Linked DNA regions of Homo sapiens: region 2 is linked to region 1. The links are chromatin loops, found by intact Hi-C in ENCODE. Cell type or tissue: dorsolateral prefrontal cortex. All regions are shown on one strand. Links, peaks and the distances in the headings refer to the core of each region. The heading gives the core; the rest is flanking DNA.

The links. Hi-C counts contacts between places; a loop is a spot of excess contacts. Peaks named below come from ENCODE experiments on the same cell type or tissue, not always from the same donor. Only the 100,000 strongest peaks of a DNase experiment are listed, where the experiment ranks them.
Region 2: it touches region 1 in a loop (4-fold over the local background); 49 of 110 quality-filtered maps call a loop at or near these places.

Annotation. Positions count from the first base shown.
Region 1 is chr14:95,552,339-95,567,767 of GRCh38, reverse strand. No RefSeq gene overlaps it. Among named protein-coding and RNA genes, the nearest start is that of LINC02318, 14 kb to the left of the region's middle. RefSeq lists an enhancer at 9,597-10,096. In dorsolateral prefrontal cortex, for the core only: CTCF peaks have their summits at 6,451 and 6,657 (motif pointing left); a DNase peak (open chromatin) is centred at 6,647.
Region 2 is chr14:96,268,095-96,283,523 of GRCh38, reverse strand. ATG2B (autophagy related 2B) reads left to right here. Exons shown (of 42, transcript NM_018036.7): 42 at 1-4,329. It overlaps BDKRB1-AS1 (BDKRB1 antisense RNA 1), which reads left to right and starts at 14,944. Exons shown (of 2, transcript XR_007064322.1): 1 at 14,944-15,155. RefSeq lists enhancers at 664-1,204, 13,670-14,869. In dorsolateral prefrontal cortex, for the core only: CTCF peaks have their summits at 7,620 and 7,825 (motif pointing right); DNase peaks (open chromatin) are centred at 7,843 and 8,864; H3K4me3 peaks cover 649 bases; H3K27ac peaks cover 3,684 bases.

The DNA.
Region 1 (15,429 bases), core at 2,489-10,488:
AATTTATGAAAAAAGCAGCCGGGCGCCTGTAATCCCAGCACTTTGGGAGGCTGAGGCGGGCGGATCACCTGAGGTTGGGAGTTCGAGACAGCCTGACCAACATGGAGAAACCCTGTCTCTACTAAAAGTACAAAATTAGCTGGGTGCAGTGGTGCATGCCTGTAATCTTAGCTACTCGGGAGGCTGAGGCAGGAGAATTGCTTGAACCCGGGAGGCAGAGGTTGCAGTGAGCCGAGATCACGCCATTGCACTCCAGCCTGGGCAACAAGAGGGAAACTCCGTCTCAAAAAAAAAAAAAAACAAAAAAAAGAAAGAAAAAGAAAAAGAAAAAAGCAAATAGCATTCTAGACCTGAAAAACATAATATATAAAACTGAGGACTCATTAGATGGGTTTAATAGCAGAATGCACACAGCTAAATACAGAATTAATAAACTTGAAGATAGGTCAATAGAAAATATCCAAACTGAAGCATGCAGAAAACAAGAAGAGTGGAAAGAACAGAACAGAGTAAAAGAGACATGCAGGACATGAGAAAATAGCGTAACATTGTGTAACTAGAGTCCCATAAAACAGGCCAGAGATCGGGGCAGACCTAGTATCTGGAGAGATAATGGCTGAGAATTTTCCAAAACTGATGAAAGAGATCCACCTACAGGTTCACAAAGTTCTATGAGCTCCAGTGGAGCCTTGGGCTCTTGGCCCACAGCTGCCCATGTACCTATTCTTTCTCAGGTGACTGGTTTTCTAGTTGGTTCCTGCCAGCTTTGTCTTTAGATTTTAATCACTTAACAAACACCACCAAGCATTTTTTTTCTTAGACAGAGTCTTGCTCTGTCGCCCAGGCTGGAGTGCAGTGGTGTGATCTCAGCTCATGCAACCTCCACCTCCCGGGTTCAAGCAATTCTCCTACCCCAGCCTCCCTAGCAGCTGGGATTACAGGCATGTGCCACCACACCCAGCTAATTTTTGTATTTTAGTAGAGATGGGGTTTTGCCATGTTGGCCAGCCAGGCTGGTCTCAAACTCTCGACCTTGGGTGATCTGCCCGCCTCGGCCTCACAAAGTACTGGGATTACAGGTGTGAGCCACCCTGCCCGGCCCCACCAAGGCTTTTATAGGCCTGGCACTATGCTGGGTGGGGGACACGGCCAAACAGACTGGCCACTGCCCTTGGAAGCTGCCCAGCTCCTGGTGGATGGCGGTAGGCCATGCAGAGTCAGAGCTGGACTCCCAATTCGCTGGTTTCTAATCCAGTGCCCTTCTAGGGCCCATGAATGTATGTTAAGATGCGTTGGGGAACGCTCACCAAGGCACCAGGTCAGAAGTGAGAAAAACAAGGTCTTCTTTGCTGTGATCCTTATTTCTTGGACTCTCACAGCCTTGAGACAATATGAGCCAGAGTAGTGTTGGACCTGGAGCGCCCCCTCCAGTTTTGTTGCTGAAAATGCAGCCCCCATTCCATGTCCACAAGAGACAGTGTCTCCCATTCTGCTCTGGGGTCAAGGCTGATTTGGCTGCTATTAATGTCCCTGGTGTGAAACAGGTTCCTCTTACAACATGCCCAGAGTCAAAAGAGAGTGCCCTCCTTTATCCCACCCCAGGGGGTTCCAGCTCTTGCAGGGCCCTGCCTTCCTCCTTCCCCTTTCCTCTTGTGTCCAAGTCCTTTCCACTCATCCCATGTGTCCTTCCAGTTTCACCTGAAGCATAACTTCCTCCTGGAAGCTTTACTTGACCACCCCACGCCCAGGTCTCCTTTCATGGAAACAGCCTCCCTGTCCTTCAGTGCCCTTCTATCATCAATGGGATGGTCTGATTAAGGCCTGGCTCCCACTGGCTACCTGTGCACAGCAGCCATGCCCGGTTTAGCTCTCTATTGTGTGCCTGATGTCTTGCACAGTACCTGGCATCAAGTATATATTGTATATAAAAGTGCTTTGATGAATGAATGAATGGAGGGATGGATGGATGAATGAAGACACCTAGACCCATACTAGATAGGCAGGGTTGTTGAGCAAAGGTGCCAGGGAATCCCTCTTCCATATTTCCTGATACAGCAACACCAATTAAAGGCCCCGGGTTAAACAGCAGCAGTTCCTGGCCATTTAACAAACACTCCAGCACTGTGTTAGGAGCTACCATTGAGAAGGGCTTGGGGATAGAGTGGGGGCCAATGTGTTTTCTAGAAAACTTCTTACAAACAATTGATATCAATTTCTCAACAATTGTTCCCACTTAATGATGATGATGATGATGATATAAGATAATATTTATTCAGAGCTTCCAATGCACCAGGTTCTGTTCTGGACATGTTACATGCATTTTTTTTTTCTTTAAAACTCACAAATACTCCCTTAGGTATTACTCTTTTTTTTTTTTTTTTTTTTTTTTTTTTTTTTTTTTTGAGATGGAATCTTGCTCTGTTGCCCAGGCTGGAGTACAGTGGCATGATCTCGGCTCACTGCAACCTCCCCCTCCCGGGTTCAAACGATTCTCCTGCCTCAGCCTCCTAAGTAGCTGGGATTACAGATGCACACCACCACACCTGGCTAATTTTTTTTTTTTTTTTGAGACGGAGTCTCACTCTGTTGCCCAGGCTGGAGTCCAGTGGTGCGATCTTGGCTCACTGCAAGCTCCGCCTCCTGGGTTCTGCCATTCTTCTGCTTCAGCCTCCCAAGTAGCTGGGACTACAGGTGCCCGCCACCACGTCCGGCTGATTTTTTTTGTATTTTTAGTAGAGATAAGGTTTCATCATGTTAGCCAGGACGGTCTCGATCTCCTGACCTCGTGATCCGCTCACCTCGGCCTCCCAAAGTGCTGGGATTACAGGCGTGAGCCACCACACCTGGCCACACCTGGCTAATTTTTAAAAATCTTTAGTTGAGATGGGTTTTCACCATGTTGGCCAGGCTGGTCTCGAACTCCTGACCTCAAGTGATCCACCCACCTCAGCCTCCCAAAGTGCTGGGATTACAGGTGTGAACCACTGTGCTTGGCCTACTCTTTTATTTTATTTATTTATTATTATTAGAGACAAGGTCATATTATGTGGCCCAGGGTGGTCTTGAACTCCTGAGCTCAAGCAATCCACCCTCCTCAGCCTCCCAAAGTGTCAGGATTACAGATGTGAGGCATTGTGCCCAACCAGATGTTACTCTTCTCCCCTCTGACAGGTGAAAAGGCCTGTGGAGTAGAAGGGAGGGGCAGGTTTGCCCAGGGTCTCACAGTAAGAGACAAGCACCATACCAGGTACTGCCTGATCCCAAACCCACAGCGAGGGGAACCCGCGATGCTCGATCACCATGGCGGCACAGCAGTGAGCTTGGACCCTGGGGCTCAGACCGCACCCCCACATGCAGTTTTTTGTGACGCCAATAACACCATCATCACTCTGACCCCACAAACACAGCACAACCCAACAGAAGCTGGTTAGCAAGACTGTTCTCAGCAAGCCACTCCCAGCAGGGACACAGCCGCAGCTGGCTACTTTTCTCCCCAAAGGCCCTGTTCTGGGACATTGACTCATTGACTTTGCAAACTGCCAAGGAGGAAGGCAGCCAGCCAGCATCCTTGTCTTTATTTTCCCTGACACCTGGGCCTCTGAATCCCACACATTAACCAACATCTCTGAGGGTGTCTGGGCCAGGCCTTTGCAGCTGCCAGCAGATTTCCACGGGCATTTGGAAGGACTGGGAGGGTCTACCCCTACCACTCCCTGCCCATGAGATATCCCGGGCACCTTCTCAGCAAAGCTCAGCCTCACGGGTGTCCTTTCTGGGGACATGGCAGCGTGGGGAGAACTAACAGCAAGTGTGCAGCCACCGGCAGGTCTCGGCCCCATTGGGTTGGAACTAGCTCAAGGACCTTAGACAAGGCACTTCTTTTTCTAAGCTTAAGTTTTTAAAATTGGCCTGTTATTAAGAACTGAGTCACCAAATAAAAGTGATGATTTGCTGTGATTTTCTTTTTATTCGTTCACTCACTCATTCAGTATTTACTGCGTACCTTTGCTAGGCTTCACACTCAGTTTGTTACCAATAGGGATTTTTTTTTGTTGTTTGTTTGTTTGTTTTGAGATGGAGTCTTGATCTGTCGCCCAGGCTGGAGTGCAATGGCGCGATCTCAGCTCACAGCAACCTCTGCCTCTGGGTCCAAGCAATTCTTCTACCTCAGCCTCCCGAGTAGCTGGGATTATAGGCATCCACTATCTGGTTAATTTTTGTATTTTTAGTAGAGACGAGGTTTCACCATGTTGGCCAGGGTGGTCTTGAACTCCTGACCTCAGGTGATCCGCCCGCCTCGGCTTCCTAAAGTGCTGGGATTACGGGCGTGAGCCACCGTGCCCGGCCCAGTAAAGGATATTGACTGCAAGTTGTCCAGGTTCTTGGCATTTTGAGCAAAGAATTGGACAAAATGCACAGCAAAGCAGGGAAAGAATGAAGACATGAAAGCAGAGATTTATTGAAAGTGAAAGTACACTCCACAGGGTGGGAGTGACCAGAGCAGCGGCTCAAGGGCCCTGTTACAGAATCTTCTGAGGTCCAAGTACCCACCCACTGGAGGTTTCCCATTGGCCACTTGGTGTTCACCCCATGCAAATGAAGTGGCAGCCCGTGATCAGTCTGATTGTTGCAGAAAGTGCCCACAGGGCTGGGCTTGATGTGTTACGTCCTTGGTCCTCACAACAGGTATTGTGAGTGCGTCTGTACCATGACAAAGCCTGGGGCTCTGAGGCCATGTGTACTTTGCCTATGATCACTCAGCTAATAGGAGGGGTGCAGGACTCGAACCCAGGCTCGCTGCTCCTAAGCCATTCTCCTAACCATTGTGCAATGGTGCTTTCCTAGAGCTCTTACAATCCAGTAGTGTTCACAACACTCATACAGCTAAGCCTGATGTCGGGCTGGTCATACAGAGCGAGTAGGATTTCAGAGGAGAGAGGCAGCAGGTTTTATCTAGATGGACCAGGCAAGACTTGGAGGAAGACGCCACATTGAGCCTGATTTTACAGCAAAGCAAAGCTTCCACCTTCCCCCTCCACTCCTACTGCTTTGGCTATGCCAGGTCCCTCTGGGAATTTTCATTCTAGTGGAGGCGACAAGTGACCTCCCAAGGGCTGAGATAGTGAAGGGATGGGGACCCAGGAGACACACGTCAGGATAGGGAGATGTGACCTATGCTAGGGGGTCAGGCAGGCCTCCCCGGAGACAGGTGTTTTCAGCTGAGCCCCATGGGATGAGTACTTTTATCTGGATGAGAGAAGGTTCAAAGAGAGGGAATGAGCTCCCAAAGAGGACAGCATTTTTTAGACCCAAGGGATGAGAGAGCCTGGAGCCTGCAGGAGAATGAAAGCAGCTGAATGTGAGGGAGCACAGACAGCCAAAGAAGACATCACCAGAGTGGGCCCAGAGCCACAGGGCCTCAGCAGCTACTGCCGGGGTCGTCCTGAGCTTTCTGGCACAAAGGGAACCACTGCATAGTTGAATCCAGGATGAGTTACAGGTGTGTGGTTTCTTAAGCACGGGTAATGGACAGGTGGGGCTAGTTAGGAAATACGGGGTATGGTAAGGGGTTGGTGTGGAGAGAAGAAATGCAATTCAAGAGATATTTGGGGGCAGATACCAACAGGACTTGTTTGGATTGGAAGAAGGAGGCAAATGGGGTTTCCAGGTGTCTGGCTGTGGCAACCAATTTGGCAGCAGCTTTCGACAATGAACTACTTGGAAATTGCAATTTGTGTGCGGCGTGTCACATTTTCCAGCACAATATCATGTGTATTCTTAGAGTCTTCAGTCAGGTGGGAAATGAAGGTGCTATCAAAGGACCCTGACAGACAGCGCAGGGATAGCCTGTCTTGAATATGGCAGAGTCAAACCCACAAGCTCTTGGGGAGTCCTTAAACAATTGAGATTACCTTCTTTGATGACCACCCGCAGCCCAAGGGGAGGATACTTTGAATACCACCTACTCCACATCCCAACTAAGGAAAGGAAAACAAAGTTGGCTACCCCCAACTGTCTGGGATTTTTCAATTTTTGCCTTTTTCCCTCTCTCTTGTGTCTCCTATATAAATCCTACCCATGTAGAAGTCAATCTATCATTTGTTTCCCTCATAGATAAGCAAATTAATTGGCTTATTATATTACCTATGTCTTTTATTTATTCTTTGATAGGAGGCACTATTATTTTCTCCTTTTTACCGATGAGGAAACTGAGGCTCCGAGAGCTTGAGTGGTTTGTCCAAGGTAAATGGGAGCCAGGTTCTGATTCTGGTCTTCAGTGCCCAAATTCCTGCCCCTCTCTCTAGGACAGCTCGAAGCCCTATTCTGGCCTATTAAAGGGAGCATTTCCAGAGAGAAAAAAAAATGGATGTGGACACATTCGACGTTTCTGATATGATTGTGTTGTCTGGAGCCCAAACGCTCTCCCTCGGGCCCTTGAAATGATGGGAAGGATGCAAGGTCAGAAAAAATGTGGAATGTACGGGACTCGGGCTCTACCTGGGGACATAGAGAAATCTCCCTGATTTGTTTTTCACATAGAGAATTTACTTAGGGAAGGTGGAGAGTGCAGAACGCGGCTCCGCGTGGTGGCGAAGCATAAGAAGTGCACCTGCAGGCAGAAGGGAGCCAGATGGAGGCCACCTGCAATAACGGGGCTCATTCCCGGAGAAGCAGCGCCATCTGCTGGTTTCCCATGATATGACTGTGTCAGACCAGAACAAAAGCATTTAGAACAGGCCATCTCAAAGAAATGCTAGCCTGATATTTTACCTTTTGGAGTAAAATTTCAGACTATGCAAGGATTTGATCCACTTAGCATTGAAAACAAAACCAAAAGCAACCTGCTGTGGTCCGAATGTTTGTGTCTGCCCTAAATTCCTATGTTGAAATCCTAACTAACCCCAAGGGTGATGGTACTAGAAGATGGGGCCTATGGGAGGTGATCAGGTCGTAACGGTGCAATCCTCAGCAGAGGGATTAGTGCCCTTATAAAAGGGACCGCAAAGACACCCTAATCCCTGCTACCATGCAAGGACATAGGAAGAAGCCGCTAGCTATGAGGAAGTGGGTCCTCACTAAACACCAAATCAGCCGGGGCCTTGATCTTGGACTTGCCAGCCTCCTGAACTGTGAGAAATATATATATATATTTGAGACAGAGTCTTGCTCTGTTGCCCAGGCTGGAGTGCAGTGGCACAGTCATGGCCCATTGCAACCTCCACCTCCTGGGCTCAAGCAATCCCTTCACCTCAGCCTTCCAAGAAGCTGGGACTACAGGCATGCACCACCACACCCGGATAATTTTTGTATTTTTTGTAGAAACAGGTTTTCGCCATGTTGTCCAGGCTAGTCTTGAACTCCTGGCTTCAAGCAATCTGCCTGCCTCAACCTCCCAAAGTGTTGGGATTACAAGCATGAGCTACCACACCCGGCCAAAATTTCTGTTGTTTTATAGCCACCCAGCTTACAGTATTTTGTTATGGCATCCTAAACAGTCTAAGGAATGAGCTTTTGTTAATTATTCAATAAATAGTGTTAAGCCCTTAGAAAAATAAGACAGACATAGTTTCTGCCCTTTTGGAAGTTGCATTCTGGCAAAAGGTAAACATGCTGTACCATCTCTCACACACACATGTAGTTATATACATACATGCTTGTGTACATACATGCATTTGTATACAAGCTCGTTTTAGGTATTGGTAAATGTCATGAAGAAGGAAGAAGAATAAAAGATGATACTGGGCCAGGCGCGGTGGCTCACACCTGTAATCCCAGCACTTTGGGAGGCTGAGGTGGGCAGATCATGAGGTCAGGAGATCAAGAACATCCTGGCTAACATGGTGAAACCCATCTCTACTAAAAATACAAAAAAAAAAAAAAAATTAGCTGGGCGTGGTGGCAGGCGCCTGTAGTCCCAGCTACTCATGAGGCTGAGGCTGGGGAATGGAGTGAACCCGGGAGGCAGAGCTTGCAGTGAGCCGAGATCATGCCACTGCACTCCAGCCTGGGTGACAGAGTGAGACTCCGTCTCAAAAAAAAACAAAAAAAAGATGATACTGACTGGGGTTCTGGTGGAATAAGCTGGGGTTTGCTCTCCAGCCAGGACAATAGAAAAGACCTCTTTGAATTAAGATCTGAATCATGAGAAGAAGGTAGATGTGTAGGAAAGAAGAATTTCCAAAGAGAAGGAACAAGAGCAGAGGGTGGGTCCAAGCCTGACAGCGTGAGAAAGAAGCCACGGGGGCTGGGGCACAGCCAGTGCATGGCCCAGCTGAGTTCTGTAAGCAAAAGGCCTGCATCAGCAAGATTCACGTTTCCCAAGACTATCTCTTGAAAAGAATAGGTGCTTATTGTTTAATCTTTCCAGATTCTTACATAACTGGGCACTCTTTCAATTACTTTAGTTTAAATAACTACAGTCTTTCTGGGGAAGCCACATTAGCCTGAAATGACCTCAAGGTGAGCTGTTTGGCCAAACACGTTTAAACCAGATACAGCTAGTAATCCCAGCTGGAATGTTGAACGACATTGTAAATAAGCCTTTTAAAAAATATAGAATTTCGGCAGGGCGCGGTGGCTCATGCCTATAATCCCAGCACTTCGGGAGGCCCAGGCGGGCAGATCACGAGGTCAGAAGTTCGAGACCAGCCTGACCAACATGGTGAAACCCTGTCTCTACTAAAAATACAAAAATTAGCCGGGTGTGGTGGTGCATGCCTGTAATCCCAGCTACTCAGGAGGCTGAGGCAAAAGAATCACTGGAACCCAGGAGGTGGAGGTTGCAGTGAGCTGAGATAGCACCATTGCACTCTAGCCTGGGTGACAGAGCGAGACTCCGTCTCAAAAAAAAAAAAATATATATATATATATACACACACACACACGTATATATTTTTATATACACATATGTATATATTTTTATATTTATATATACATATATATTTTTATATTTATATATAATTTCAACTTTTATTTTAGATTGGGAGGGTACATGTGCAGGTTTGTTACACGGATATATTGAATGACACTGAGGTTTGAGGTAGGAATGATTCCATCACTGAGCATAGTACCTAATAGGTAGTTTTTCAGCCCTTTCCCGACTCCCTCTCCCCGCTTCTAGTAGTCTCCAGTGTCTACTGTTTCCTTGTTTACATCCATATGTACCCAATGTTTAGTTTCCATTTGTGAGGACATGTGGTATATGGTTTTCTGTTTCTGCATTAATTCACTTGGTATAATGGCCTCCAGCTGCATCCAGGTTGCTGCAAAGGACATTATCTCATTCTTTTTTATGACTGCATAGTAGTCCATGGTGTATATATACCACATTTTCTTTATCCAATCCACCTTTGATGGGCACCTAGGTTGATTCCATATCTCTGCTATCGTGAATAGTGCTGTGATGAACATACAAGTGCATGTGTCTTTTTGGTGCAATGATTTATTTTCCTTTGGATATATGCCCAGTAATGGGATTGCTAGGTGGAATGGTAGTTCTGTTTTAAATGCTCTGAGAAATCTCCAAACTGTTTTCCACAGTGGCTGAACTAATTTGCATTCCCACCAAACAATGTAAACTAATTTACATCCCCACCAATAAGGGTTTCCTTTTCTCTGCAGCCTGGCCAGTATCTGTTGTTTTTTGACTTTTTAATAATAGCCATTCTGGCTGGTGTGAGATGATACCTCATTGTGGTTTTGGTTTGCATTTCTCTGATGATTAGTGATGTTGAGCATTCTTTCATACGGTAAACAAGCCTTTTAAAGATCACTTTAAAAAGCAAATCGATGGGTAGTTACATCATAGAGACCATGGTTAAACACCTACAGAAAAAAAAATTCAGTGTCCTAATGTGCTTAAGATAAAATGCTCATGGAAGTGGTCATACATGGATTCAAAACTGCTCCAGCTCAGAAAACTTAAATAAAAGTAAAGGTAGTCTGAGTGTAGTGGTTCCTGCCTGTAATCTCAGCACTTTGGGAGGCCAAGGCGGGTGGGTCGCTGGAGCTCGGGAGCAGCCTGGGCAGCCGAGACTAGCCTGGGCAGCATGACAATACCCTGTCTCTACCAAAAATACCAAAAAATTACCCGGGCGTGGTTGTGTGCACCTGTAATCCCAGCTACTCAGGAGGCTGAGGCGGGAGGATCGCTTGAGCCTAGAAGGCGGAAGTTGCAGTGAGCAGAGATCACACCACTGCACCCCAGCCTGGGCAACACAGCAAGACCCTGTCTCAAAAAAGTCAAGGAAAGGCACTCTTGACGTTGATTCTCATGCTGTGGTGTGTGGACCAGCAGCAGTAGCGGAGACACCTGGGAGCTTGTTAGACATGCGCGGTAGGAATCTGCATTTGAATTAGATCCCTAGGTGAGTCACATGCACAATCACGTTTGAGAAGTTTGAGAAGCGCTGCTCTTGGAAACTTGTGGCAGAGCTCAAAAAGTGCTCCAGTCATGAGAGACACTGATGCTGAAAATTCCAGCAGAGCATTTTAGTAGTTGTTTCACAAGCTGAGAAGAAAAGCAACATTTGTAAATAAATGTATTACTTGATGATATATTAAATGTAGCTAAATTAATAGATTGTGGGCTCCAGCGCCAATTGCCTGGCCTTATATTTTCTAGTTCTTCCGCTTTTTCAGCTGTGTGTCCCTGGTCAAGTTACACATCTTCTCTGTTCCTCAATGCTCTCATTGGTAAAATGTTAAGCGTGTGTTAAAACACATTTAACATAGTTGGTGTACCATATATTTAATATAGTTGACTATGTCATCCACATCCATAAAGGTTTTTATATTTAAACTATCAAAACGTTTTCAAAAGTCCTCCCATTGGGAAAAAATGGGAAGCAGTGTTTTCCCTTATACTTAGAAACACAAAAAGCGGTTCCATGAGAGTTGGAGTTCAACTAGCTAGTATAAGTTCATTTCAGCTCTTAGTTCTCAGCTGGGTTCAGCCCAAGCTCCTGCTTTAAATCAGTATCTCTAGTGGCCAACTCTGCTACCATTAGTCAACACTGGGTAAAGTCTTCAAATGTAAATATTAAATAAATAGGCCCAGTGCGCTGGCTCATGCCTGTAATCCTGACACTTTGGGAGGCCGAGATGGGCGGATCACTTGAGGTCAGAAGTTTGAGACCAGCCTGGCCAACATGGGGAAACCACATCTCTACTAAAAATACAAAACTTAGCCAGGCATGGTGGCACCTGCATGTAATCCCAGCTACTCGGGAGGCTTAGGCAGGAGAATCCCTTGCACCTGGGAGACAGAGGTTGCAGTGAGCCAAGATCGCACCACTGCACTCCAGCCTCGGGGACAGAGTGAAACGGTGTCTCAAAAATAAATAAATGAAAATCCAGATGTCTTTGAAAGGCAGAGAAGAGAAGCAATTTGCTCAATGTCCTGCTACAAAACAATCCCTCCGCAGTCTCCCTACTGTGTGTTGATGAGGGTTGGGGTTACCACGTGGCACAGAGGTCAGGCGTCTTTCCGAAGGACACTGGCCAAGGGAGGAGGCTGAAGCCTAGGCAAGAAATCCCTGCTGAGAAACGCTCAGGTAGGTGGAAGAGAGGAGTTAGAAGTGTTTCTCTTAGCTTGGATCCTTAAAGGAGTAGAGATGCAGGTGTGAGCTTCTGGGGGTGGGAGTGAGGGGTCTGAGCTAGGAAATAAGTCTAACAAGTGGGCAGCAAGTCCAAGGTGAGTGAACCGTGTCTTGTAAGCCCATTTCTCTACTCTGTTCGTTTCTCCATGGTCATTCCTGAGTTAGAAAAGACTTTGCCTGCATGTTCCAGTCTTGACCAGCTATGCACCAGGCACAATGGGAAAGTTCATGGGTCCAAGAATCACGAAGTCTGCCTGGTAGTGGTAGAGGTAATTCGTAAGAAGTTACCAAGAAATGATCCCTGGGCCGGGCGCGGTGGCTCACGCCTGTAATCCAAGCACTTTCGGAGGCTGAGGCGGGCGGATCACGAGGTCAGGAGATCGAGACCATCCTGGCTAACATGGTGAAACCCCGTCTCTACTAAAAATACAAAAATTAGCCGGGCGTGGCGGCGGGCGCCTGTAGTCCCAGCTACTCCGGAGGCTGAGGCAGGAGAATGGCGTGAACCTGGGAGGCGGAGATTGCAGTGAGCCGAGATCGCGCCACCGCACTCCAGCCTGGGCGACAGAGCAAGACTCCGTCTCAAAAAAAAAAAAAAAAAAAAAAAAAAGAAATGATCCTTCGGGGGTTCCAAGCCCAGCCACCTGGAGATTCTCCCTCTGTGCTGGGGGTTCCCAAGACCACCTCAGACTTCATGATTCCGTAGAAGGATGCACAGGACTCAGAACAGCTGCTGTCTGGTTTAGTAGAGTGAAAGGATACAGATTTTTTTTTTAAGCAATGGTAAATGGTGCATAGGGTGGAGTCCAGGAGAGACCAGGCACGAGCTTCCAGATATGCTTCCCAATGGAGTCAGACAGCGTGCGTTTCTTCCAGCAGCAATGTATGATGACACACTCAAAGTGTTGACAGCCACGGAAGCTCACCCAAGAGAGAGATGTGAGACCGAGCCGTGGTATCCAAGGGTGTTGCTGGAGCGCCCATATGACTGACTTAGGCCCCAGAGTTCACTTCTGACCCTTATTTTATTTTATTTTTTGAGACAGAGTCTTGCTCCATCGCCCAGGCTGGAGTGCAGGTGTGCGATCTCAGCTCGCTGCAGCCTCTGCCTCTTGGGTTCAAGCGATTCTTGCGCTTCAGCCTCCCAAATAGCTGGGATAACAGGCAGGCTCCACCACACCCGGCTAATTTTTGTATTTTTAGTGAAGATGGGATTTCACCGTGTTGGCCAGGCTGGTCTTGAACTTCTGACCTCAAGTGATCCACCCGCCTTGGTCTCCCAAAGTGCAGGGATTCCTCAGTTTCTAGCCCCTCAGAGGTCAAACTGACCCAATGGGGCCCAGGGCCTTGGGCACACAAAAGCACTCTTTCCTAGGCAGGGTATTCCCAGGTCTGCTGGGTTATCTCCCAGAAGGAGATAAAAAGCCAGTTCTTTCTTTGAAAGGGGCAGGGTTTTGGGAACTCCCAGCTTGTTCAGTTAGCCCTTTACTGCCTACTCCCAAATGCCTCGCTCTGAGGCTCCCACTGTGACTTCATGAAGGAAGGGGGCAGACTCCTTCACAAAAGCCCACACCACTGGTTTGTGGAGGCAGGAGGAGAAAAGAGACTGGTTAGCGTGATTGATACCAAATCCAATGCCCCAGTCCCAGTGTCCCTCTGGCTGCTGAATCCTGCAGATGCTTACATCCAAGTTGAGCCCACCTGCCTGTAGATACAAATAGCCAGTCCTGTGGCTGTCCACTTCTCTTTCCAGAGCTCCCAGGCAGCCATCCTAGTGGTGAAGCTTGTTCTTGGCACAGACCTACCAAAAGAACACATACCCAGAGACAGAACCAAAAGGAAGCCCACGGCTCAGCCCAGAATGCCCCAAGCCAGTGATCTCCCACCCCTCTGTGGGTTCCTCTCAAACAGTCTTAAATCCCATTGAACTGTTCCTCAAATACTCTCCCCTGCAATGGCAAGAGAGACCCCAAGGTAGAAGCATAAACAAGCATGCAAAGTGAGGCAAGAGAGACCCCAAGGTAGAAGCATAAACAAGCATGCAAAGTGAGGCAAGAGACACCCCAGGTCACATCCTTAAGCGGGTATAGGGAGAGCAACCGTGTTTCCATGTGTAACTGGGCAGCTTAACTTCAAAATGCATTTCAAACTTTTTTCCCTTTCTCTTGGGTTTCAAGACACAATCTTGAGGGAAACTGCAAAAGCCTTTTTCCTTAGCCTCAAAATAGACTCCATGCCCCTCCCTTTCCCACCATCCATACTCTCTTTACGTTTGTCTAACTGTATGTTAGTATCTAATTGTGTGCCTTCTTAGAAGTTCCAGGGGCTGATCTTGAAACAGACCAAGTCTGGAGACCCAGTTGCAAAGTTTCAGGGATGACCTCAAGGCGGCTGATGAACAGCCCGGCCATTATGGAGATGATGTCAGCCCGAGGTCCAGGTGGACTGGGACCTGACGCAGCCACCAAAACAAGACACACAGACATTATGCTCAGCCCAAGTCTTCCATGCCTTCCTTATCAAGTTTTTCTTTTTTAAACTCTTGCCTTCCTGCTAAAAATTGAAGTGGTTAATTTGGACAGGAATTCGGCTGCCTCCCCTCTACTAGTTTGGGTAATAAATTCACTTTCTTTCTATCAGATGTCACTCTTGTTAGTTGGGCTCGGCCAGCAGTGAGCGTCCAGACCTGCTTTGTTGGGTCACACGTGCAGCACCCAGAGGGGTCTGAGTGTGAGCAACAGAGCTCTGTGTTCAGGCTCTGTCCACAATACCCCACACCCTTCCCGCAGAGGGGTCCTTACACCCAGGGTGGTGGTGCTGCCTTTCTTCAGGAGCATGGACTGGGTTAGAAGCTCATGGGCCTGGACGCAGATCCTGAACATTGGGGCAGGGAGTTCCTAGACCCTGTTACCTGTATTAGGGTCTGGGGAGGAAGAGAGCAAGGGCTCAGGTGATCACAGCCCTTGGACCCACTGACTCGCTGTCCTGCGGGCAGGGGAGCAACCAGAGAGGGCAAGGGTCCCTGAGTGCATGGGTCGAAGTGTGGTGCTGGTGTGTCTGGGGTCCTGTGGCTACTTGCAACTCAGCAACACACACACCTGCAGTGCGACATGCCTAGGGCCTGCCACACATTCAAGGTCTGGCTCAATGTAAAGGTACAGGTTCTACCAGCATAATCACTGCTGAGCACAACACATGATCTTGTGGGACCCTATCCACTTAAGACAGGGCCACAACTGTCAGCTGCACACCATCTCCTTAGGGTGTGACAGCAAAGATGACCTACTAAGGAACGTTGTCTGCTGCTGCCTGGTGGTCCCAGGCTCATTGTCCTCTAAGACTCATGCTGGCATCGCTTCTCAATAGCCCTCAGCCCCAGGAGACCCCCGCTCTGTGCCTCCCGATGCCCAGGCAGACTCTGCTGTCATGGCAGAGCTTTCTGTGCTCTCAGCCACGCCCCTCACTTGCCTACGAGGAGCCATGTCTGGCTACAGCTGTGGCCCTAACACCCGTCTATCCATTCAATAAGTAAATAGCGAGCTCCTACCTCTGTTGGGCGTGATTCTAAGCACTTGGAGTGCACCAGGGAACAAAACAGGGCCCCCTGGTCCCATGAAGCTTCCAAGGGAAATTCGAGGCACCAGCTAGCTCTAAGAATTAAGTAGGCAACTTGGTGAGCAAGAAGGTAATAGCAGCCTAAGCTAGTAGCCAGGAAGTTAGCCATGAGATATTTGGTTCCCTATAGAAACTGAGATACCATCTTAACATATGTCTGAGTTTTTTAGAAACCCGGACCCCCACCCAACAAATCACTGGCACGTGTATCTCA
Region 2 (15,429 bases), core at 4,137-12,136, 710 kb before region 1:
CAAAGCCCAAAGGGAGGTTTTGGATGATTAGGCTGTGTGTGCGTGTGAGAATGATCACATGTGGCGTCATGCTTTGTACAGAGCCTCAGACCACTGGGCCTCGTCCAGTGAGAGTCCTCTCTGGCGACATCACACGCGGAGCAGCCAGGGGCCACCTTAGATCTCAGATCTCTCAGAGCAATACTTTTCTGAACTGCCACTGTGCCTGGGTGGTTGGGTTGGTGTCATGCTTCTGACTAGAGTAGATCGCGCATGTCCACCAGTGATACGTTGAGTCCTTACAGTTCCCCCCATGGAGTCCCATAAGCAGCTCCATCGAGATCTGTCAGCAAGTTGCAGGACCCCACAATGTTCTGACATGTTAAGACCCCCTTACATGACGAGTAGAGAGGCAGCTGAGGCCACAACCGTGTCTTCCTCTTGAATGGAGCTAACTCGGAACCCCCCGTTTTCTCTTCCTTTCTGCCCACCACTGAACATTGCCTTTTAGATAACTCAGTGTTTCTTCTAGATGTCATAGCAATAGACTTTCACTTTCATGAAGTTTGGGTACGATTTGGATTCTCGCTTAAGTACATATATTTATCAATATTTTTATAAGGCAAAGTTCACTTAAAAAATCTTTCCAAGTAGCAGTGTGCCTAAGATGGCAAAATACTAAAAACTGGTGTTTCCTGCTCCTGTTGTGTGTCACTTTTCAAGCCGATTGAAATATTTCTGGCTTTTAGGGCATTACTTTTTAACTATCTCCTTTAAAAACGATGTTCTGTAGGTTTAGTGTCTTTGTTCATTTCCAAAAGAGTCCAGACAACTGTGTCTGCCCCTGCAGAGGCTGTTTGTCCAAAGGCAGCATGCCGCTTCCACCGGAATGCAGACAGCAGGGGAGCGGAATTCTAAAGCAGCGACTTAAAATGAGGAATCCCCAATTGCACTAAATGGTTTCAGGATTGACTAATCATTGTCTTAACATTAACTCAGATTTTCAATGTGTAAAGAGCTGTGTGACTTGGCGTCTGAGAGATCCCTCTGCTTTGCTTTGCTTCAGAGTCCTCGCACCCGCATCCTCAGAACTGTGGGGCATGGTGGGCTCTAACGAGCACTCCCCTTCTGTTTTCCTTCATTACTTTTGACCTCCTTAAGACTTCAGAGAGAATGTCCGTCAAGTTCTTTTCTCCATCAAGTTCTTTAAGTTCCTTGAAAGGAAGGGACTGTGCAAACACAAAGCAATATTCTTTTGTATCTGCAAATGCATCAGCTGGACATACCAATTGGTATCAAATAGAATAAAATCAAATATAAATGTTTGAGTCTTAGGTTAAAAAGGAAGGTTATTTGTATAGTTTATAGATAATGAAGGAAAAATTTCTTTTTCATTGCAGGAAATCTTGTTTACTGGAAGATAGAGTCACTCTTTTCATATAAGACAAATAGTGCTTTAATGCCAACTTCTTTTTATCTCAACATTTCAGGATCATGCTAGGCACACTGCCCCCTTGAATAGACATTATATGCACAGTTGCAAGTCAGCCAATGTTTTTATTCAGAAGTATTTCCCCCCATTATAGTGCCTGCATATCAGAGATACAAAAAGCATCCAACACACTACCGTAATAGGCTTCTTTGGGGATGAGAAATTTGAGTCTCAACAACTCAGAGTTTGAGATGTCAGCTTTTTTGGTAAACGTAGGTGTTAGAGGTATATTTTGCTTTCCTACAACAATTGTTGGCCCTTGATTTCAAGCATGTTGCTTCATAGGAAGCACCAGAGTGCCATCTGCTGCATTTCAAGAGATTGTAAATGTCATCTCAGCTGGCTCAGTTATATCTCTAATGTCCCGGGTAGCAGCACCTCCCTCTAAAAATATGTTTACTTCACTGTTTCACTTGTATTTTGTGTATACGAAATGGCAGCTTCCGATTTCTAGTTGGATTTGTCTTGCATTGTTTGTATAACTTGCTGGTCACCCAGGGCTATTTGCTTTTTCATTGAGAAATTTGGTAGGGGTGTCTAGTTCAGCTTTTATGTTGATCCATCCTGACTTATTTTAGACATTGAATTTATCTCACCACAAGTAAAAGAACATGTGTATTGACTGTCTTTGCTAAGTTTCCTAATTTTTCCTAATTATGGCAATTATGGATGTGAATAAGAATACTGATGCTGTACAAATATTTTTGTGGAAATGTACCTTGTTAATGTGACTATTTAAATAATATGAAAATAAGAATACTCTTGAAGAAAAAATTAAAATATTTACTCTTTGGATTTTGCTTTAAACACTTGTCTTTCACCAAGAAGTGTTCCCAAAACTTGTGTAAAATACTTATTGGGGTGGGGTGTACATCTGCCTCAGACCTTGTTATTGGGAAATGATGTTCCAGTGCCCCTGATGCTTCTGATAGCAGATCTTGGGTCTGTCTGCTACTGATTGCTGAGCTGTATGGAGTTTTAACAGTTCTTCCCTCCCTGCTTTGGATTTTAGTCCCTCTATTAGTTATCCTATCCCTGCAATAAGGACTTGCAGCAAACACACCTCCTAGTTTGATATCACGAAACTGATAACTATTTGGAGGAGTATTTTTACTTATGAAGGGAATATTTAAAAGACATACTTATTTTTATTTTATTTATTTATTTTTTCAGACGGAGCTTTGCTCTTGTTGCCCAGGCTGGAGTACAATGGAGCAATCTTAGCTCACTGCAGCCTCCACCTCCTGGGTTCAAGCGATTCTCTTGCCTCAGCCTCCTGAGTAGTTGGGATTACAGGCACCTGCCACCACGCCCCACAAATTTTTTGTTTTTTTAGTAGAGACGAGGTTTCACCGTGTTGGCCAGGTTAACCTCAGCCTGGTCTCGAACTCTTGACCTCAGCCTCCAAAAATGCTGGGATTACAGGCATGAGCCACCGTGCCTGGCCAGACATACTTATTTTTAAGGGCAATTTACTTTAAAAGATTTTGTTGTGACAGATGTGACTATATAACATCCACTTTGAACAATTAGGGAAAAAATGACAAGTCACACTTCACCCATGGCTCTTGTTGAAAAAAGGGATGGGGACAATTGTGAGATGCTTACTGTGTGCCAAGTATCCTACTGTCTTTTTATAATTTCACAGCCCCCACTCAGAGGCAGTTACTAGAGTCCCTGTTTTCCAGATGAGGAGACAGGTTCAGAGAGGTCAAGAAACTTGCTCACCGTCACATGGTTTGACTTCCAGACCTCATGCTCTTCCCAGGACTTCATTTAAGAAAAGCTTGGAGCAGTTACCTAACTTAGCAAAAAGTCTTCACTAATTGGGAAACCACAGAATTTTGCTAGAAGATTGAGATTAAAGGCTCTTAGAATATTTGAGCAAGAAAATGTGCTTGATCTCTTCCTGGCGTCTCCAGCCCCTCTCCCCTCTTCTGGCTGTGCTTAGCCACCCCAGCGGTTCAGTTCTGCATGCCCGTGAGTAGGGGTTAGCACCACCTGGAAGATTTCTTTCTATAAATGCTGCACCACAGGCCACAGTCAACACTGATTAAAGCAAAATCTCAGAATGGGGCTAAAGTCGGGTTTCTCCACCTCAGCAGTTGACATTTGGGACCAGCCTGTGCATTGTAGGATGCAGGGGATGTTGCCACCCTCCCACCCCCCGCTGGCCTCTGGCCACTGGATGCCAGTAACAAACTCCCCTCCCCCAGTTGTGACAGCCAAAGACGTCTCCAGACATGGCCAAATATGCCAAATATGACAAAAATCCCCTGTTAAAAATCACTGGGCTAAGAGCTCTCCTGGGGAAAATCATGCACAGCCTGGGGCAAGAACGCGCTATGGCCGCCCCAACTCGGATGCTCTGTCGGGATCTCTGGCTGCTCCTGCTGTCTCAGCCCGGAGGCTCCACTTCAGGCAGCCTGGCCACCCTCCCTTCCTCTCTGTTTCCCACTATAGCATGCTTTCCTTTTTTTTGTTTGTTAAACTTTGCGGCACTCCCCGCATACTGTAGATCCACGTCTGTTTCCCTGTTTGACTTCCTTCAGGAGGGCAAGGGACTTAGGGACCCGGTGCCTAGCACAGTGCCTTGCCCAGAGTCAGGGATCAGCAAATGGTGAATGAGTGAATGAATGAATGAATGAGTGAGTGAACCCGAGTGGTCATCTAGTCCTGTCTGCAGGTGAGGAAATCGAAGCCCGGAGAGGGGAAATTCTTTGCCCAAGATCACATGATTACTACTTACAGATGTCCTTTATTCAATGTAAGCTCACGTTTTCTTGATTTTAGCAATACTTGTAATAATTTTTAAAATATAAATATATATGAAATAAAAGTTCATCATTGATTGACTATTTCCTATGTGGCGACTCCTCTGCTTGGCACTCGACAACACTCTTGGCCACTGTGTCATGGTTCCCAAACTTGTCTGCACATTAGTCCCCTGGGGAGCTTTAAAAATACACCCCAGGGATTGGGATTTAGCTGGTCTTTGGTGTGGGCTGCGCTTTGGCATTTTTGAGAGATCCCCTGGTTCTCATGTGCAGACAAGTTCTGAGACCCAGTGTATTACACTGCCCTGCCTCATTCACCAGGGCAGGGGGACATTCACATTCAGTATCAGCCAGGGTATGTAACATTCACATTCAGTATCAGTATTGACAATGTAACATTCACATTCAGTATCAGCCAGGGTCCCAGCAAGAGATGTGACCACTCCATGTGACAGACAGGTGCTAGGAAGGAAATACTCAGCACATGGTGGGCAGCACAGGGTAAGGGAAGCCCACAGGCACCTCGTGGCTGTCTCTGAGCCAAGTGAAGACTTGGTAGCTCTTCTCTAATCCCCTCTCAGCTCTGGGCCTGCCCTGGCCTCAAAGTCATGTGAGCCAATGGCCATTCCTCACCTTTTGTGGCTCTCCTTGTGGGAATGGGATTAGGATGCCCCTCCTTCTTCATCCATCTCTCAAGAGACTGAACACCAGGCACAGCCACAGTCCTGAAAAGACGAAGGGAGCGATTCCCAAAACTTAATAGCTGAAAGAGGGCTGCCTGACCGGAGCTATGACCCTAGGTGGAGGGAAGCAGCCAGAGGGATAGACCCCCACCCCCACTCTCCTGCCCTCCCATCTCCTGCTGGAACCTCCCATGGGTAGAATGTGGCTCATGCCCAGTCCATAAGGCACAGGGTTCTGGGCAGAGGGCAAGGTGGAGAGGGGCAGAAGAGAGGAGAGTGTATCTATTTTGTCTTGTTCATATTTGTACCATTATTTGTATTTTGCAGATGACAAAACTAAGGCTTAGGTTAAGTAACCTATCCCAAGCCACACCATGTACTTGTTAAGGGACATGAGTCACTAGTGACAGCTAGATCCCCAAACCTCGGCAGCTTAACAAAAAGAGAGGTTTATTTCTCATTTACAGAAAGTCTGGTTGGCAGTCTGGAATATCTGACAGCTCTCCTTCAAGCAGTGATGGAGGAGCCCAGGCTCCTTCCATCTTGTGGCTCTGCATCCCCTGGAACCTCAGAATCCCCAGCTGGGATCTCTGCACAGGAGAGACAGGAGGACCACTTTTGTGGCCAGGACATACATAGCCAGGGAGACAGGAGCAAACATCACTTATGCCCACATTGGTCAGAATTCTGTCACATGGTCACAGCCAACAGGAAACATGGGTAATGGAGTCTACCTGTGTACCCAGGAAGGAAGGAAAGTGAGGTTGGTGAGCACCTGGCCTGACTGGTACCTGCAGATCATAACCAGCCCATTTAGACTCTGAATGCAGGAATATCTGACTGCAGACCCATGTGCTTACATGCTCTATTGGAATTACATTCTGCTGCACTTGAAGATAATATGCTGTTGCCAGAGTTAGGAGTATTTTCCCCTGGGCTTGTTTGTTTATATCCCTGAAAGCAGTTCCACACAGAGCAAATCCCATTCAGCAAACATCTGCTGGTGAATGGGGCAGGGCAGTGTAATGCACTGGGTCTCAGAACTTGTCTGCACATGAGAACCAGGGGATCTCTCAAAAATGCCAAAGCACAGGCCATGCCCAAGACCAGCTAAATCCCAATCCCTGGGGTGTATTTTTAAAGCTCCCCAGGGGACTAATGTGTAGACAAGATTGGGAACCATGACACAGTGGCTAAGAGTGTAGACGTTAGAGTTAGGCTACTTGGGGTCGAACTCAAGCTCCACTACTTCTGATCTGTGTGGCTTTGGGGAAGTTACTTAACCTCTCTGTGCTTCAGTTTCCTTCTGTATAAAATAATAATACAATTGGTAGGAGGATTCAAGTGCTTTGAACAGTGTCTCTGTGGCACACGGTAAGTATAAGACTTAGATATTGTTACCATTTCTTGAATGCCTACTGTGTGCAAATGCCTGCGCTGGAGAGGAAGGATATGGTCCTTGCTCCCAGGGAGCTCAGAATCCAGTGAGAAGACATCAAACTCTCCACACCATAGAAAAGATAAAAGAAAAAAAAAAGATGGCAAATTCTAATATGCAAGAGACCAAACAGTTAATCATCCCAGCCATTTGTTCCTTACAAATGTAAATCAATTTGCTTTGCTCCCCGAGAGATTTGAGTGTCAGTTCACAATGCTGAGGAAAGGAACATATACCACTGAGAGCACTGTTAGAGTTGGAATTCCTGGTTTTGAAGACACCACCTGGTCTTGTCTTGTTTCTGGGTGTCTGGACTTCTGCTTCCCTGGCATTAAACGCAGATCCGGGGTGGCCTCGGGGTAGGTGGGGGAGCCAGCTCCTTTTTAGCCTGATATTTAGGATTGCCTACTTACAAGGAAATTTAATCTTAGAGATACAACAAGGGTCGTATTTAAAAATCAGTTTCAAAAAGGGTGTTGGAGGCCAAGTTTTTTGAGATTTGGAATAACTGAGAAAAATGAACACTAGTGCATCCTTACTGTAAGAATTTCTAAGGCTACCAGAAGAGGACGAACCATTCTTTCAAATTTGGATTCCACTGAAGTATAGGGGAAAACACAACTGCTCAGTGCAAAGTACTCACTTGACTTCCAGAACTCTTAACGTGAACATTTTGTCAGCCCAGATGTGGCCCAGTTATTTTCAGTGATGGAGACTTCAAGGCAATCCCTCCATAAACTGTTTAGCATTTAGTAAAAGACAAGTGAAAAAAATGCCAACATCTATGCTATTTTCAATACAGTATCAATGTTCTAATGCTGTAGACAGAAATCCTCCTTCCATTAATAATAAACACTTCAAAGGCCAAATACAGTTTCCCTCACGCCTCCATTTCAGCTTAAAGTTTTACTCCCCCTCAACTCCCACTCTTTCAGGACATAACTATTTTCTTGACACCAGATTCCGTTTTAATTTCTTCTTAATTGTCCATACCGCGTTCTATTTGGAAAGCAATCTTAACGTGGCCCAGCCTTTATTTCCATTTGCTTTGGTGCCAATGAACTGGAATTTCAGCCAAATCTCCGCCCTAAAGGTTCACTTTGAGCCACTTAACTTTGCTGCTTCTCCATTTCTGATAAGTATATCTGATGGATAAATCACCATAAGGGGTAACACTGTGTCAATATGGGACACCATTTGAAATTTGGGTAGCTATTGTCAACTGCCTTCCCATGGAAGTTGTATCTATTGACATGCCCACAAAACAGGTTTATTTTTAAATTTTTTTGAAGAGATCTTTAAACAACCCCTTTCAAGAGGCCTTGTCCTGTTTCTGTGTTCTGTTTCGCTTTGGAACGGATCTGTAGTGAATCCCATGTAAGGGTTTGCTTTGAGAGAAAGTGGGTGCAGAATCATGTCTGGGGAAAGAGCAGTCTGCCCCTGATGCCAGCAGGGGGCGCCCGCCCTCTTCTCAGTGGAACTTTGGTTTGGAAATCACCCCCTACCAAGCATGGCACCCGAGCCCGTGCAAATTCCGACCCCACGCGCGGTGGGAAGGACTTGGAAACATCCTAACTATCCTAACTCTCTCACGAGGCTTGTCGGTGACAGCTTCCTCTTAGTCAAGGACACTGCGTGGATTAAAAAGAAAAACATCATTTTATTCCATGGTTAATTTCTCGCTGTAAACATGGGGCTGGGGGCCAGCACACCAGGCCCTCTCTCAACATGAAAATTGCCCCTGGTGGCACTTTCACGGCAGACTGATAAAGCCCATGTTTGGGGCATGAGAGAATAGAAATGTGCTTTGTATACAGATAAAGAGCTTCTGTGGCCTTCTCTGAGGATTGTCTACAGATGAGTGTGAAATAGAAGCCTGCAGAAGCTTCTCTGCCAGATCCCTCTGCTGGAAATGCAGCCCCCACCCTCCCACTCAGGGTGGGATTAGGGTGAGGCAAGTGAGGCTCTCAGCTGGGCGCAAAGTCTAAGGTGGGAGCACATCTGTCATCAAACAATAATGCAAAGTTTTAAAAAATAAAAAGTAATGCAAAAACATCCATGATGAACGAAACCTCAAAATTTTAAATAAAGACATGATTTGACATGGCATCTCCATGCTTGATTTACTTCCCTCAAGGTCACCCTGGTCCCACTGGATCCTGATCGTTCTAAGAACGTTGGCATTTTGTTCATGATGGATGAATCCCATTCTTCCTTTCTCACCGCTCCCCAGGCTTACATTTTCCCTGCCACAAGGTTGGCTGTAGGACAGTGAAGGGAAAATCACACTGGAAGAAGCCACAAGGCATTGGCTGGGGGTGTTGTGAAACACCAGGGAAAGACCCCAAAATCAATAATAGCGACTTGTTAGGAGCTGACGCCACGTATTGCACTTACAGAGAGATTCTGCTCTAATGATGTTAGCAAATACTTGTACGTGCAATGCATGCCAGAGATGGTTAGGACTGATTGTGCATGGTTGGCTATGTCATCATTCCAGCTGCAGTTTGTGTGATCCTCCTGCTACCCTGCCATCCCATCAGCGCCTGCCTCCAAGCCTCCCTTTGCTCACTCTTTCCTTCCCAGCACCATGGCCTCCCTCCTTCATTTCATAAAGTCCAATTCTTCAAGGGCTGAAGACCTATTTTTCTAAGAGAAAGAGAGTGAGCTGGATTTTTTAAATTATTATTTTCTTCTTTTTCCCCCTTCCCCCCTGTTCCCCACTTCCTACTTAGCTCTTTAGAAATGCAATTTATAACCTTCCCTTCACCAGACACTCATTACAGGGCAAGCTTATCTAACCATGTACTTGCTTAGAAGCTCCAGAGCCCAGCCCCTCTCCCACCAGGAGACTGCCTCGAGAGACATTAGTCAATTTACAACCTCAAGTATGCCCGCTAGAAAACTCTCTCCCACCTGGACAGTATCTCGAGACAACGGGCCACGTTACAACCTAGTTCTGCTCTGCCAGATGGTTGAGCTGGCACCACTGCAGGCAGAACTAGGAAGAATCATGTAGACCCCCACCTGCCCGCTCCCTCCCCTGCGTGCCATTCATGCCAAGTCCCACTTTAACAGCCCCTGCTTTCTGCCCCGGAAGCAAAGCAGTACCCTTAAGGCAGGAGCTTGTACTTCTTCCCCTAAGTGAAGCTTTGGAAATAAATCACTTTCTTTATACCAGGCCCTGCTCTTGTTAATTGGACTCTGCCAGCGGCGAGTGATTGAACCTGTGATTCAGTTTCAGTCCTACCACCTCCAAGAAGTCTCTCCAGACAACCAGGCTTTCCTTGAGGCTATTGTTGAATAACTTGATCAGATCAGCTAAAATGTGTTTCTCAGCTGGGGAAGGGGGTGATTTTGCCCCGTAGGGGACATCTGTGATATCTTGAGACATGCTGGTTGCCACTACCAGGAGAGGGAGGCTGCTCTGGGCGTCTAACACATAGAGGCCTGGGATGCTGGTAAACATCCTATAATGCACAGGACAGACATCCATGACAAAGAACTATCGAGTCCAAAATATCTATAAGGCTAATACACCTTACATCAGAACTCACCAAGATATTAGTAAGGATTTTGTGAAAAATCTCCCATGAATCAGATGTGTAGTTCACCAACAAGCTTTCTCCAAGGGATAACAGATATTTGAAATTTGCATCCTCTATAGTAAGAGATGGACAGGATCATAGGAGCTGGGGTGTGAAGACACTCCTGTTTTCCCTCATGAGTTCTGCACTAAAGAGGCAGACGGTGGAGTCAGTGCACAGGGCCTGCACTCTCCTCTTTATTACTGATAAGGGCTAGGTTGGAAGGTATCACTCAGGCACACGGCCAGAAAATAGACTTTTTGATACTGAATCCCAGAATCAGGCTGACTCATGCAGGCCCAGGCAATGCTGATGACTTCCCCCACTAGGGCAGAGCCTTTAACTCTATGCTTACCTTATGGGCAAGAGAAGACCAATCTGCAGTCAGGTACTTCCCAAAGAGTGAGAATGGAGTAAGGAACTGGGCTCTACAGGCCAGGCCCAATTCCTTTTTTTTTTTTTTTTTTTTTTTGAAACCGGATAATCAGAGAAGTCACTCCTCTTCCAGGGAGAGGAGTCAGGGGTGGGGAAGAAGCCAAGGGTTTAGGGAGCAATCCCTCTTCATCAAAACCTGATGAGTTAGTCAGGATGAGCTGAGTTCTGCTGCAGTAACAAAACCCTTGACTCTTTGTGGTTTAAAACAACAAATGTTTATTTTCTCCTCACCTACATGTTTGATGTAGGTTGGTAGGAAACTTTGCTTTTCCTAGTCACTCAGAGGTTCAGGCTGATAAAGTCCCCAGATCTTAATGATATCACTATATTAACATAGCTTTTCAGGTTTTTCTACAGCAGAGAAAGAATGGAGGACTATGATCTTGAATTTTCTTCTGCCTAGAAGTGACACACAATTTTGCTTACATTGGCCAAAGCAAGCAAGAAGCCATTCTTAGTCTCTATAGGGTGAGGAAGTTTAGCACCTTCAACCTCCCATTTTTCAGAAGAGGAGAACTGGAATTCTCAGTGAGCAGTAGTAATGTCTCCCACAGAAGAATGAGGAAGAAGAATTTTCTGCCCTTCACCAGCTCCCAACCCCAAATCAACATTGACCAAATGGCACTTCTATTCAAAAGACAAGCTGCTCAGGAACCATTTTCTAGGGAGCACTGTGTTGGGCTACAGTACTCAGAGTAGAAGAGCTGGCACTTGATCCCAGACCTCACACTGACGAAGTTGCTCTGTCTTGGGGCAAAGCATTCTGGGCCTCAGTTTTTCCATCTATAAAATGGGCATGATGAGCTTTTTCACATCCTGTGAACTCACTGAAGGTGGGATTTTATATTTTACTTTTACAATTTTACTTTTACATGCCATGTATTGGTCACTCAGTAAGTGTTGGACACACAAAGCCATGAATGAAGAAGCTGCTCTGATTCTGTCTTAGATTGTGGAGGTCAGGACTGGAGTACTCCCTAGTCTGCCATAATTTCACCTAACCCATCAGTGGGGTTTTTTTTTTGGTTTTTTTTTTTAAGATGGAGTCTCATTCTGTCACCCAGGCTGGAGGGCAGTGGTGCAATCTCGGCTCACTGCAACCTCCATCTCCCAGGTTCAAGCCATTCTCCTGCCTCAGCCTCCCGAGTAGCTGGGACTACAGGCATGCACCACCATGACCAGCTAATTTTTGTATTTTTAGTAGAGATGGGGTTTTACCATGTTGACCAGGCTGGTTTTGAACTCCTGACGTCCTTGGCCTCCCAAAGTGCTGGGATTACAGGTGTGAGCCACCACTCTCGGCCCCATCAGTGGGTTTTAATTCCATCTGATGTTGGCCTTGTGCTTGCTGCAGCCTCCTGCCCATTCTCCAGAAGCAGAGTGATAGCTGCCTGGCTGTTGATCACAGATTCATGAGTAAGCCCAGCCAAGACCAGTAGAAGAACCACCCGGCTAAACCCAGCCCAAATGGCCAATTACAGAATTATGAGTTGAGGTGGTTGTTTTAAACCACTAAGTGTGGGAGTGGTTTTTTATGCAACATAGATAACTGATACACTGTGCAAGCCATCATCCATATTCTAGTGAAAGTGATCTCTCTGAAATGCAGTTCCAAACATGCCACTTCCTTGTTCAGTCTTCACTGACTCACATGGCCCAGAGGACAACAGTCACTCCTTGGGATTGGCATACATCTTCCAGCCCTTGATTTTGTTGGCTGAGAACTCGCGTGAGGGAAAAGTTGCAGGTGGCCAACACTCTCATTGTCCTACTTAACTTTAAGATCCAGCTCAAGGAACCCCCTTTCCTTCTGGAACTCCTTGCAGCAGACTTCGTCACCCCATGACGAGACATCTCACACTGAGGAATGATCTCTTTTCTTTTCTGCCTCCCTTACATGCAGTGAGCTCCTCAAGGGTGAGTGTGCAGTAGATGCTTCCTGGATTCTTGTTGCAGCCTCCTGCCAAGAGATCCTGCAGCTTCGCTGGGCTCCTCCAGAGACCAGGAACCCACGTCATTGAGGGCCATCAGTTCTATCATGGGACAGCTCTGCCTGTCAAAGAGCCCATCCTTAAATTAAGACAGAAAGTGTTTCTCAGGATTTTTTTCTCTTTGGTCCCTTTGGGGTAACACTAAGTGCATTTGTTCCTCTCTCCACATAAGTCTTATCTTCTGTGGTAAGCCCTCTGCCGCCATGTGTCTGGAGGGTGTGCTGTTGCATCCTCTCACCAGTCTGATCCCTGTCTTTGGAATCAGCCAAGAGCTGGACACAATACTCCTAATGGACCCTGTCCAGTGCTAAATTAAGGGAATATGACCTTCCTCATTTTAGAGGCTATACTCCTTTGAATGCAGCTGAGAGCTGGCAGCTATTTTGGCAGCTACAGTACACTGAGCCCCTTGTTGACTGAAGCCCTGAAATGTCTTCCTCTCGTACTTGCTGGGTCCCAACCAATCCTTCCTGATAGTTTTCTGTCCCCTGAAGCTCCTGAAAAGTAGGCTTGGCTTCCTGTTTACTGCCTTAAACACAATCCTGGCCATAGGGAGTCTCTGCAATCATCATGGCCACTCAAATGAGAACCCTGGCACTCAGGCCTCTTCTCTGACCTCAGCCTGAGACTGAGACCTGTCACCAGGGCCCAGCGGGCATCTTGGGTCTGAACAGAGCCCTTCAGCAGGAGCCCTGCTTACTCGGTGACCTTGGACAAGTCTGCTTGTCTCTGGACCTTGGTTTCTTCATCTGTAAGGCAGAGTGGTTGAACTTAATGATGCATTCTTTTTAAGGTTTTTAGTAGATTTGCATACAGTGATAAGAAAGATGCCTTGTACTCATTCTTTTTTTTTTTTTTTTTCTGAGACAGGGTCTCACTTTATTGCCCAGGCTGGAGTGCAATGGCACAATCATGGCTCACTGCAGCCTTGAACCCTGGGCTCTACTGATTTTCCCACCACATTCTCCCAAGTACCTGATACTACAGGTGTGCACCCCCATGCCTGGCTAATTTTTGTATTTTTACTAGAGACAGGGTTTCACCATGTTGCCTGGGCTGGTCTTTGAACTCCTGGGCTCATGTGATCTGCCTGTCTCGGCCTCCCAAAGTGCTGGGATTATAGGCATGAGCACTGTGCCCGGCCCCATTATTCTTTACTCAGTTTCCCCCAATAGTAACATCTTACACAAGGATCGTGCCATATCACAACCAGGAGAGTGACACGGACACCATTTTTGGGATTTTATTCAGACTGTGCTTTGACATGCATTCATTTCAGTCATAGTTAAAGCCTCTTCTGCTCATAGGAGAAAATGGTTGTTGGTGCTTGCTGGGGTGGCGCTGTCCTGGTGTCTCACATACATCTCTGACCTTCCTCTTGTCCTTTCTCGCCTTTCCTTCCCTTTCTTTGCCCATTACCTCTTTCCAAAAAGGGAATAAGGCCGTCCTTTTGGGTCACTTAATTTTCACAACGACACAGTGAGGCACTGCTCTCCTCATTCCCATTTTACAGATGGGATGCCGAGTTTCGGTGGTCGGCCAGGCCCATGCGGTGGTGGAGTGAGGACTGGAACAGTGGCATGTGTGACTCAGAGACCTGGACCTCTGACCGGCTGCACTGTGCACTCTGCAGCCCCGCGGTGAGGCCCTTCTTGGGCAGGGGCCTGAGCTGGGGGTGGTCCGGGGAGGCAAGAGGATGCTGAGAAGGAATCAAGGGGGTCTGGAGAAAGGGGCTGGGCACAGGGAAAGAGAAGGGCAGGAAGGAGCTGAAGGTGCACAGAGGCCAGAGCGGAGCTCAGCCGGAGCCAAGGCTTGGATCAGCCCTGGTTGGATGCCCAGGCTCCTCGGAGCTGTGGTGGGAGCAGGGGTGGGGAGGAACACTTTCCAGGGCTGCTTCCGACCTGCTCCTCATCAAATTTGTGACTCATCTCCGGAGAGCAAGAGCCTGCCTGTGGCCATTGCAACATCAGGGAGTTTCCCCGAGGCTGGGATTTGGAGGGCCTTAGTGCCACCCACTCCCCATGATGGATTGGGGTGATGATGGGGCAGGGTGGGGGCAGTTTTCTTACCTTCCCACTGCAGAGAGCAGTGAAGGCCACATATGGCCCCTGATCACGCGGTTCTGGAGCCCAGGACAGACCCAGAGCTGGGAACGGATTGGAGTGAAACCTTGTTCTCTCTTTCTACTTGGCCCTTCTCAGGGAGAGAGTGGAAGCCCACATGGGTGCTGGAGCTGGGGATGCTGGAAGACTATTTGCTAATTCCTCCCTCCACCCCAGGTGTTAGCACCACAGGTGTGGCCTGGGCCTGGCCCCATATGGAACACGCCAGGTGAACCTATCAACCAGATCCATGGGAACTCAGATATATTACCTTTTCCCACAGCATCGATCCTTTTAGTCAAGGCAGAAATTTCTCCCTCTGTAAATGAATAACTGGCCTTCCCCACAGAAGGGCAACAGAATTCTACTGTACGGGTTTGCCAGTTTCTCTCCCACTGTGGGGCCATTTGCTGGGCTTCGGTAAACGTTACTTATGTGCGTCTCATAAATCAGGTGTCTGAGTTCTCAGGCTGTGGCTGCAGTCTACCATTGAATTACATCCCGTGAGCAATGTTGTCCGATTTCACCGGCCAGCACGTTCTTCTCGAGTGTGGGATTGGTTTTTGCAAGACCTCGAAAGGATTTTGATAAGCCACCTGCTTAAGGCCGGCTGAAAAAGAAGAAAGGAGGGCATATGTGGGTCAGCTCACTCGGAATAGAAGAGGAATCAGGTATTATTTTCCCTTTCCCACTCTCTATTCCTGCCTGTTCCTGCCTACTTTTGCCACTTTGCCACAGAGCCTTTGCCCAATGAATTCCTGCCTGGGGGCTTGGAAATCACATTGGTGTTGGAGTCAGATGAGTTGGGTGAATCCAGCCTCTGCAGTCTGAGCAGGCACTGCCTTCCTTAGCCTCCTCTTCCTCACCTAGAAAGTGGACATCCTGAAACAGACCTCACAAGGGAGTCAGGCGATTAAATGAGATGACTGAGCCTACTCCTGTGTG